Linked DNA regions of Homo sapiens: all the other regions are linked to region 1. Evidence: chromatin contacts called from ENCODE Hi-C or POLR2A ChIA-PET data. All regions are on one chromosome and are shown on one strand. The core of a region is the stretch at or near the end of the contact, and the rest is flanking DNA. Distances in the headings are between cores, read along the strand shown. Region 1 overlaps EYA3 (EYA transcriptional coactivator and phosphatase 3). Region 2 overlaps DNAJC8 (DnaJ heat shock protein family (Hsp40) member C8). Region 3 has its middle 23 kb from the start of EYA3.

Region 1 (3,362 bases), core at 503-3,002:
TGGAAGGGAACATATATGAAAGCGCTCCCTTCAGATATTGTTCCTGCTGCCGGTTGCTTTATGTATATCATAGGAACCCAGAGCACTCACTGAGCCTCCCACATCTGAAAGACAGATTTTCTGTAGTGCTTATTATACTGAGACCTGGCACCCGCAGGCTCATCAGGCTAATGGAAATGATCTCATTCCCTCTGTCAGTAAGTGTGCTTATTTGGTATTTTTCCTCAGTCTCAGTTCATCCAGAGCTAATTTGCAAAGCTGCAGTGGGATCTGGTGCTATGGTAACCACAGTAGGAGGCTTGAGGCTTTTCTTCACAGAACTGTGAAATGGGAGCAAGGAGAAGAAATACTTTTTCACTTCCTCTGAAATGATAGCAAAATATGGTTCTCTTAATGGCCATTCTGTGATTTGGGGACATTAAAGAGAATTCTCAAAATAATTTCTGAAAATGTCAGAAGTTTTTTTTGTTTTGGGGGGTTTTCTTGAGACAGGGTCTCACTCTGGTACCTAGGCTGGAGTGCAGTGGCACGATTATAGCCCATTGCAACCTTAACCTTCCCACGCTCAAGCGATCCACCCACATCAGCCTCCTGAGTAGCCAGGACTTCAGGCGTGTTCCACCACCATACCCAGCTAATTTTTTAATTTTTTGTAGGGAAAAGGTCCCACTGTGTTGCCCAAGCTAATCTCAAACTCTTGTGCTCAAGTAATCCTCCTGCCTTAGGCCTCCCAAAGTGCTGGGATTGCAGACTTGAGCCACCGCTCCTGGCTAGAAATATTTTAATAGAGAAAACCCAGGGACTAATATTCTCCAAAGATTTGGCTGATCTTACAGTTCACCAGCTTCAATTGCTTGACATATGGTAAACTGATTAATCATTGGCCTCATCCTCCTGAACAGGAAAGCTCATATCCAGAAATGGAAGTATTTTACCAACTGTATTGGAGTGAGTCCTGTTTTCATGGAGCTGCTTCTTTACTTTGAGCTGTTAATAACTCTCTTGGCCTCTTAATCCTTTTAAAGGAGACATTACAGAGTATATTTCATCCTTGATCATTGCATGCCAGGACAGTGAAAATGTCTGTGTTCTTATCCTCAAAATATGAGTTACTGCCTTTGTTGAGTCTTACAAGAAAGTCAAACTGACTCACTTAAAAAAGTTTTTTGCTACAGACAGATCATAGTAGACTGTGCATCTGGTGGAGGTTGGCTTAGTTTGTAAAGCTGTAATGGGTGAAATGGAATTAAAGAACTCTTCAACACCATGAACATAATAAGAATTTATTATTAGTTGAATGGTTTAATGTTTGAACTGAATTGAGGCATAAGACCTGGACTACAGTCCTCCACTGAATCATTTGTGAGATTAATATGAATTTACTCAGCAAACATTGATTGAATCCCTCATATGAATGTAAGGCATGACAATTCTATTGTAAAATATTAGCACTAAAAGAGACCCAAGTGCACCTAAGCCAAGCCTTGTATTGTAAGTGGCCAGCTGAGCCCAGAGTGATCTAGTGTCTGGTCCAGTTGACTAGTCCGTCTGTTTTGAAGTGCCACTGGGTTAAGGATGTCAAAGATTTGCAGTTACATATCTGCACAACTTCTGTGCCAAGTAGGACTTCTGCGTATGGAAGTATAAGTTCTGGCCAATTATGTTACAGTTATCTTAGATTTGTATATTTATATATTACAGTGATTTTCCAGCAGATGGCAGTCAAATGTCTTGAGGAAGAGGCAGCTTTATCTTATTTACACAGGAACCCTGGTGCTAAGTCACTCTGTTGGGCAAGGGGAAAGAACAAGAAGGTTAATAGAGCAGGATGAAGAAGAAAGCCAAAGTTAGGACCTTGTTTAACTGAAGAAGGTGGCAGAAGCAGGGAGATAAAAAGAGCAAGGGATATAACTTCTTTTTATTTATACAAATAAAGTATCTTTCCCACAGCAGTATGATCTGTGTATGTTTTAGGTGTTGGTTGCAGATGGGATTTGAGTTTTGATACACTGCCATGTTTCTCAAAACTGTCTGCAGTTCTGAGAAATGGATTTAAATCACCCATTTCCCAAGGTCAATTTCAGTGATGCAGTATCTTGGTTACAACTACAAGGTATAGTAAGTAAGGAGGTTCCAGATATGACAAATGTTGATGCCATATTTATTGGTCACTGTTCTCAGTTCTATTCTGGGGCTGTTCTCTCACTGAAAGACGTAAGGCCTATACCCAGGACTGTTTCTGGGAAATGAAGAATTGGAGGGAAATGGCTTTTTGTTTGTTATTGTTTCTAACAAGAAATCAGGGCCTTGTGTTTTCACTTCTCTTTTCTACCCTAAAACATTTCACCCCAAAAATCATTCATTCATTATGACACAATGACCAGAGCCTAGATTTGGAGTCAGGGGCCCCAAGTTCTAGCTACTTGCTTGTTTGTGATCTAGGGGCAAGTCACTAAACCTATTAATCTTTCCCATTTATAGAAATTCCCTCACACTAAGATCTTAGGGACTTCACCCTCAACGTGAAGGTTAAAATAAGTTTTTGGGTTGTTTGTTTGTTTGTTTTGAGACAGAGTTCGCTCTTGTTGCCCAGGCTGGAGTGCGATGGCATGATCTCGGCTCACTGCAACCTCCGCCTCCCGGGTTCAAGCGATTCTCCTGCCTCAGCCTCCCCAGTAGCTGGGATTACAGGCACGCGCCGCCATGCCCAGCTAATTTTGTTTTTTAGTAGAGACGGGGTTTCTCCATGTTGGTCAGGCTGGTCTCAAATTCCCGACCTCAGGTGATTCGCCCGCCTCGGTCTCCCAAAGTGCTGGGATTACAGGCTTGAGCCACCATGCCCGGCCAAGTTATTTTAATGGCACAACTTCACATTCTTTGGGCAGAGGGTCTACTGGATCTCTAGCTCCCATCCCTACTCCCCAGCAAGCAAACTACATGGGCTGTCACTTAGTCCACCTAAGCACAGGCAGGTGAACCTAGCAGCAGCCCTCTTCTTTGGTTTTGAAAAGAAGAGAAGAGTATTCTAACAGGAAATTTCTTTTTCTCATCAGGTAAGGAGAGCTGCTTTGAGAGAATTGTGTCAAGGTTTGGAAAGAAAGTCACATATGTAGTGATTGGAGATGGACGAGATGAAGAAATTGCAGCCAAACAGGTAACCATGGTAAAGAAAAATAGTCTATGTGGTTGTACATCGAGTAATGAGAAAAATGGGAAAAACTACAAAATCTTAGCAATCTATTATGCATTTATAATATTTTCTCTTTCTTCCTCTCCCATTTTTCTTTAAAGAAAAAGAGGGTCTTTTTTTTCTCCAGATGGAGTTTTTCCTCTTAAGTTTTTAGATCCATCCCTTCCTCTTC
Region 2 (3,362 bases), core at 188-2,687, 220 kb before region 1:
GAGTAGTATTTGCTTTTTAGTCCATTTTGTTTTCAATACGATTTAATATCGATCAGAGTAATTCTTTTGTACATTGAAATGAGGGGCTTGGTTTAAAAAAAGACCTTTCCCTCTCCCTGCCCCTAGAACAACCAGTATTAGAAGGTGCCACCATTGGTGCTGCCTTCTCTTCCCACAGCCTGTAACTCAGTGTTTTGTACTTCACTGAATTGTGATGGTTAGAAACTTCGTGGATAGTTTGTGGAAATCATCCAATTAAACATACTGCTTAAAACAGTGTTGCTGTGACTTCAGAGACAAGCCTGGAAGGGGCACCTTAGGAAGCCCCTTCGCTTCAGTTGCTCGCTTCTGGGTGTGCTCCCTTCGAAGGCCCAGATAAGACAGGGAACACTTGTGAGCACACAGAGCAGCATCTGATGCCCTGTGGTGTTTGGCATGTGCCCCCTGTCTACTGACCAATCAGTGTGGCATGAGGCCCACGCCACCCAAACCTTTCACTTTCCAAAGAGCTAGCCGTCCTCCACCCAGTACCATGTCCTAGCCTGTCTGCATTTGTTAGTGGTAATATTCTTTATGTATAATAAATTTTTATACCCAAGCCATTGATGTACTTTTCCTTGTACTCTCCCTTGTGGGTCCCTTGTCTGGCTTGGCTGAACCCCAAAATGCTTTGGGGTTGGACAGACCTGGCTGAACCTTAGTTTCTTCATCTATGAAATGGGAATATGAATTACTGCAGCAGCTTTTAGGGCAGATTTGCCATGGCATATACAAGGTAACTACCATAGTGCTCCTTGGGTATTGCCAATATCCTATTATTTCTGTGTAAAATGAAGATACTGATTGTTTTGAGGATTAAATGAAGTAATATATGAAAGCGTCCAGCTCACAGTCTATGCTTAAATGTCCTGCTTGCTTTCAGGGACAGAATCAGCCCTCAGGAGGGGCCCAAAGTGAGAAGGGGAAAGGTGACACTTGAAATGTGAAGATACAGGAAACTAGGTGACTCAAAACTAGAGTTTTGCTTTTTGCAATGTCTTGTAGATGAGTAAACAGGCACAATGACTACGAAAGGCACCATGTCTTTTAGTATCATGAGAAGTGCAACTTTCATTTCTCTGTGGGAGAGGACAGAGGCTTGGGTGTCTTACTGTCCTTCCAAGTACCACTGAGCACATCCAAACCACATGTGAAGTAGAGCACAGTGATGAGTGGGTGGGTGGGTGGGTGTGCTTCTGGCTAAAACTGGACCAAGGCAGGGGGAGAAAATGTTTAGTTGCCCTGCAAAAGTGATACATGCCGTGAGGTAATGCAGTCCTGACTAGGGGGGCAGTGATTATCTTTTCTAGCCAAGCAAAGCCAAGCAACCCCATTTCAGTCCAGGATGTGGGTGCACACACCGCTTCCTTAGAGGTTAAGTGGTGGTGGTTCAGTTCAGCTATCTGCAAACTTACCTTTGCCCTCAAGGAGGCTGTGCCAGCAATTAGCTATGGGTGTTAGTTCTCACACTGCTATGAAGAACTACCTGAGACTGGGTAATTTATAAAGAAAAGAGGTTTAATTGACTCATGGTTTCACAGGCTTTACAGGAAGCATGGCTGGGGAGGCCTCAGGAAACTTAACAGTTGTGGCAGAAGGTGAAGAGGAAGGAGGCACGTCTTACATGGCCGGAGCAGGAGGAAGAGAGCGCAGGGAGAGGTGCTGTACGCTTTTAAACAACCAGATCTCACTATCTGGATAGTGATAGATAAGAACTCACTATCACAAGAACAGCAAAGGGGGCGGCCCCTATGATCCAAACATATGGATCATATGACCTCTTACCAGGTCCCTCCTCCAACGTGGGGGATTACAATTGGGCATGAGATTTGGGTGGGGACACAAATCCAAATCATATCAGGTGTGTTTATTCATTGAACAAATATGCTGGTTTAGAAATACAGTGGTGAACACTGCAGGACCCCTGTTGCCTGCCTCACAGCTGGGGCACACGGGCAAGAAGACTGTCCACTGCTCCGAGAAGGGGGCCCTTGATCTCATTTTTAGCAGCCAGGGAATGTTTCCTGAAGAAAGTGGCCCTTTTAAAAACTGGAACCCAGGGGCTGATGCATCAGTTAGGAGTGTTTTGGCTGCAAGGAATAACTGGCAAAAAGAATTAGAGGAATATTTTACTTCCATAAGTGGAGACAGGTGGTTTCAGGTATTGTTCATGGTGGAATCATTCATTCAGTAATACCTCCAGGGAAACAGGCTCTTACTATGCTTCTCCGTCCTCTGTGGAGGGTTTGGCATCTCATAGTTGCAAGAAGTTTCTAGCACCACATCTTATAACAACTACCAAACAGAAATAAGTCATCCAGGGAGCAAAATTTTTCCCAGAAGATGTCACTGGTTAGAAAATGGGTCACAGGGACCCCTCTTGGTAAGTTTGGCTGGGAGAGCTGCGAAGAACAGACAGGCAATATACCAAGCCTTACTCCTTGGGATTGGGCACCTGTTTCCAATAAAATTAAGTTGGTAAAGATGAAAGAATGCCTGCTGGAAAGGCCGGGTGGGGTGGCTCACGCCTGTAATCCCAGCACTTTGGGAGGTCAAGGCAGGCGGATCACAAGGTCAGGAGATCGAGGCCATCCTGGCTAACACGGTGACACCCTGTCTCTACTAAAAATACAAAAAATTAGCCGGACGTGGTAGCAGGCGCCTGTAGTCCCAGCTACTCGGGAGGCTGAGGCAGGAGAATGGCGTGAACTCGGGATGTGGATCTTGCAGTGAGCCGAGATCGCGCCACTGCACTCCATCCTGGGCGACAATGAAACTCCGTCTCAAAAAAAAAAAAAAAGAATGCCTGCTAGAAACAACAGTGTCTGGCACAGAAGGGGTGGGACTTGAGGGAAAGGTGTTTCAGTCAGAGAGAGTGGCATGTGCAAAGGCCCAGAAGGTAAGAGAATAGCCCATTCATGGGACTGAACAACATTTGTTATGCTTAGAGCACAGACGTGAGGTGAGATGAGATCAGGGAGATCGTAATGGCATATTGAGGAATTTGGGTTTCAGTCAGGACATCGTATTTTCCTAGATGGACCAAAGTCTTCCCACTTACTTTCTGGCACATTTTAGTGACAGACCCACTGGGAAGATCAGCAGTGGTCCCAGCCCATTCTCATAACCCTGCTTGGAGCAATCTCTGTGATGACGTGGCTGGGGAGAGGAGTGTATGCTGGGCATTGACTTGAGGCAGTACAGTCAAGACCGGCCTCCAGGGTGGGGCTGTGGCTATGGCAGTGCCATCCTCTCCCACCCCTTCATCCATGAATAGGTTAAGGGGAGCTCTCTGGGTAGGGAAGGCTTGCTGGAGGAGTGCC
Region 3 (3,362 bases), core at 641-3,140, 130 kb before region 1:
CTCAGGGCTTTCATAGCCACCAAAGCTGCTGTGGAATTGATCACTGGTCTCTAGGGGGCAGGAGTGTCTTCTCTTGACAGGAAACGAAATGAGGTTAGAATAGAGATAATGGTCTGTAGAAGTCCACCTTCTCCCTCTCCCTACCACCCCACCCGCCTCCAGTTCTCTATTCTGGAACTTCTGCCCTGAGAGGAGAAGCTGCTGCTGAAGATCTTGCTCCAGATGGAGAGAGTTGTGCATTTAGCTTGCCCAACTACCATTTTGAGGACATCGTCTAGTTTTGTGTCCAGTGTTCCTTCCTTGGAGGAACTTCCCCCATCCCCACACCAAGTGATACTCACATGGCTGCCAATCACAGAACGCCACCTCTCTGACCACAAGAGTGACTCAATCCTGGGTCAACTGGACTTTCTCAGGACTTTGGAACTGTGGAGACACTCAGGGATGGAAGGAAGTGGGAGCTGAGTCATTTGATGTGTTTCCCCTAAAGCAGTGCTTCTCATAAGGGGGTCCCTTGACCTGCAGCAACAGCATCTGGGAACCTGTTAGAAATACAGATTCCCGGGCCCCAACCCACACCTACTGGATTAGAAACTCTAGGGGTAGGCCCCAGCAATCTGTGTTTTAAAAACCCCTCCAGGTGATTCTGCTGCATACTAGGGAAACCACAAGTTTCTGTAAGTGGGATTCCCAGAGCTTACCTGCACCTTATCCTTTTCTTGGCCTTGGCTGTTGAGATCTTCCTTAGATTCTTTGGTCTTCCCAATGTCTTTCTAGTAAATTCTTTGTTTTGTTTGAGCAACTCAGAGTTGCTTTCTGTTGCTTGCAACCTAAGGACCCTGACTAATGGTCCTCCCATCTAATTCATATCTACACAGACCCTTCTTGAACCATGGGCCTTCCTGCCGTATGTAGACTGCAATGGTTTGACTTCACCCTGGTCTTTGTATTTTGCTTCAACGCCAAACCATATTAACTCCAAAGCAGAGCTCAGTGGGCATCTGATTAGGCTCTTTCACTGTCCTGCCTGTTTATTCAGTTGCCTCCCCAGTAATGCAAGTCTTTATAAGAACATCTCTTATTCCTCCATTTAGTTGACATCTCTGTTTTTTTCGTCTTAGCTCCCAATCTTCTTCTTCTTCTTTTTTTTTTTTAACTATTAACAACACACCAATGGCATAATGAAGTTTGTTTTTTTCTTTCCTATATGAGTTAAGGAACAGAATAAGCTGCTTTAGTAAAGAGGCTCAAAAATACAGAATAAATTTATTTATTTACTTATTTATTACTGAGACAGGATCTCATTCTGTCTTCCATGCTGGAGTACCATGGTATGATCATAGCTCACTGTAACCTCAAACTCCTGGGTGTAAGGAATCCTCCTGCCTCAGCCTCCTGAGTAGCTAGGATTACAGGTGCTCACCACCATGCCTGGATCATGTCTCAGAGCAGCCTCAACCTCCTGGGCTCAAGTGATTCTCCCACCTCAGCCTCCCGAGTAGCTGGGATTATTGGCATGGGCCACCATGCCCAGTTACTTTAGGGTCTCATTATCTTGCCCAGGCTGGTCTTGAACATTTGGGCTCATGTGATCCTCCTGCCTCCACTTCCCAAAGTATTGGGATTACAGGCATGAGCCACCATGCCCCAGCTAGAGCAAATTTATTTTGAATCTCTTGTTTTACAGGTTTTGTTTGTTGTTCTTATTTTGTCTTTTGTTGTTGTTTTATCCCTTTAAGCATATGGGTGATTCAGGATGAGTCCAGAGGTGAGTAAGGGGCTCTGCTTCAGGTAGTCATTTGGGGATACAGGTTCCCTCTATCTTGTTGCTCTGCCGTCTCCAAGGACATCATTGAAGCATCTATATACAAGCCTGTGGTAAGTGGGGGAAAGAGGAAGTAAATGGCTAACAATTTCACTTTAGGAAATGATGTAGAAGTGATGATCACATGAATCTATACATTTTCCAGTGGTGAGTACTTAGTTACATGGTCACACCCAGCTAGCTACCATGGCAGCGGTGACCATGAACTATGATCTGGATCTGGGCAGCCATATACCCTGCTATATCTTGGGGTGAAAATTATTTTATTACTAGAAGAAAGGGGGAAGTAATGGATAATGGAGACAGTTAGCAATCTTTTCACACTTTCTAACTCTGAGCCTTGTATCCAAGTGTTGAAAGTTCAAATGCCTTCACAGGGGCTAGGCAGGTGATTAACTGAGTAAAGCAATCTAAAAGGAGTGAGGTGACTGTGACAAAGTAGGATGCACTGTGTCCTGTCTAAAGGGGGTAACAGTTACTTGATCCCTTCCCCTTCTTCATTAACAGAATTCCAAGCTTGTTTGAGTGCCCAGCCTTGGAGCACAAATCATAATTTTCTATTATCAATCATGAAATTCTGTTTCTAGTGTCTTCAGCCTCCCCTGTGTCTGGGAATCTCCATATGACTCAGCCAATGGGAGAGTTAAGGAAGTCTGGCGGGGGACTTCTAGGAAAGCTTTTGTTTTCCTAGTAAAGAGTCAGCCATGACTGGAGCTTTCCCATACCAGTTCTTCCTGATTTGAATGTGGGTGAGATGCCTGGAGCTGGGGCAGCCATCATATGACCTGGGGTGGCAAGCAAGAGGGGAAAACCAAAAGAACTGTGGTGATACTGAGCTAGAAAGAACTAGGGCCAGAACCTGCCTGACTCCAGACATCTTGTCATGTGAATAACACAAAAAACCAAAACACCTATTTGTTTAATGAAACTTAAAATTGGCTTATCTGAACTTCATGGCCGTTCAAAACTGATCTAATCCTTCCAGATTTATTTTTCAAGTTTCAATTATTTATTAATCAGGGTAATCTCCAACACATTACATCAACATGATTTCATGTATTTAGAGGACAAATATTTCCTGATTAAATGGAAAATTGTGCGGATGGCTTCAGAAAGACCTTCATTCGAAAGCAGCTTTAATAGTGAAACACTTCATTTACAAATCTGGACCTTCTTTCTTCAGTTTGCTATAATCCACATTCACTGAGTAAAACTTGGATGGATTGTTGGGACCCAGTTTGTTACAGGGCTCTGGGTTATTCTTTCTTTCCTTTTTATTTATTTTTTTTTTTGAGACTGAGTCTCGCTTCGTCGCCCAGGCGGGAGCACAGTGTCACGATCTAAGCTCACTGCAACCTCTGCCTCCAAAGTTCAATCAGTTCTCTTGCCTCAGCCTCCCGAGTAGCTGGGATTACAGGCACATGCCACCACATCCAGCTAATTTGTTGTATTTTTAGTAGAGACAGCGTTTCACCATGTTGGCCAGGCTGGTCTTGAACTCCTGGCCTCAAGTGATCTGCTCACCTTGGCCTCTCAA

What was found. Hi-C counts contacts between places; a loop is a spot of excess contacts on that map. ChIA-PET counts read pairs that join two places held with the same protein, here RNA polymerase II (POLR2A). Pooled maps may share reads with other maps.
Region 2: a map of endothelial cell of umbilical vein shows a loop between it and region 1 (2.9-fold over the local background). The contact joins two enhancer-like sites. A Hi-C loop is called at or near these places in 1 of 168 maps with a recorded cell type or tissue (endothelial cell of umbilical vein), 1 of 37 single-sample maps with no recorded cell type and 6 of 50 pooled maps. POLR2A ChIA-PET finds 5 or more read pairs at or near these places in 3 of 52 experiments (H1, Panc1 and activated CD4-positive, alpha-beta T cell).
Region 3: a loop to region 1 is called in a pooled map, with 2.1 times the contacts of the local background. The contact joins two enhancer-like sites. A Hi-C loop is called at or near these places in 1 of 50 pooled maps. POLR2A ChIA-PET finds 5 or more read pairs at or near these places in 4 of 52 experiments (B cell, H1, activated T-cell and 1 more).

Annotation. Positions count from the first base shown.
Region 1 is chr1:27,978,166-27,981,527 of GRCh38, reverse strand. It overlaps EYA3 (EYA transcriptional coactivator and phosphatase 3), which reads left to right. Exons shown (of 18, transcript NM_001990.4): 17 at 3,054-3,154. Among named protein-coding and RNA genes, the nearest start is that of XKR8, 20 kb to the right of the region's middle. Within about 2 kb of position 1,752, at least 2 of the 41 ENCODE cell types and tissues checked have a DNase peak (open chromatin) inside an H3K27ac peak, as active enhancers do.
Region 2 is chr1:28,197,793-28,201,154 of GRCh38, reverse strand. DNAJC8 (DnaJ heat shock protein family (Hsp40) member C8) reads left to right here. Exons shown (of 9, transcript NM_014280.3): 9 at 1-877. Among named protein-coding and RNA genes, the nearest start is that of PTAFR, 23 kb to the right of the region's middle. RefSeq lists a silencer at 1,161-1,490. Within about 2 kb of position 1,437, at least 6 of the 41 ENCODE cell types and tissues checked have a DNase peak (open chromatin) inside an H3K27ac peak, as active enhancers do.
Region 3 is chr1:28,109,924-28,113,285 of GRCh38, reverse strand. No RefSeq gene overlaps it. Among named protein-coding and RNA genes, the nearest start is that of EYA3, 23 kb to the right of the region's middle. Within about 2 kb of position 1,890, at least 8 of the 41 ENCODE cell types and tissues checked have a DNase peak (open chromatin) inside an H3K27ac peak, as active enhancers do.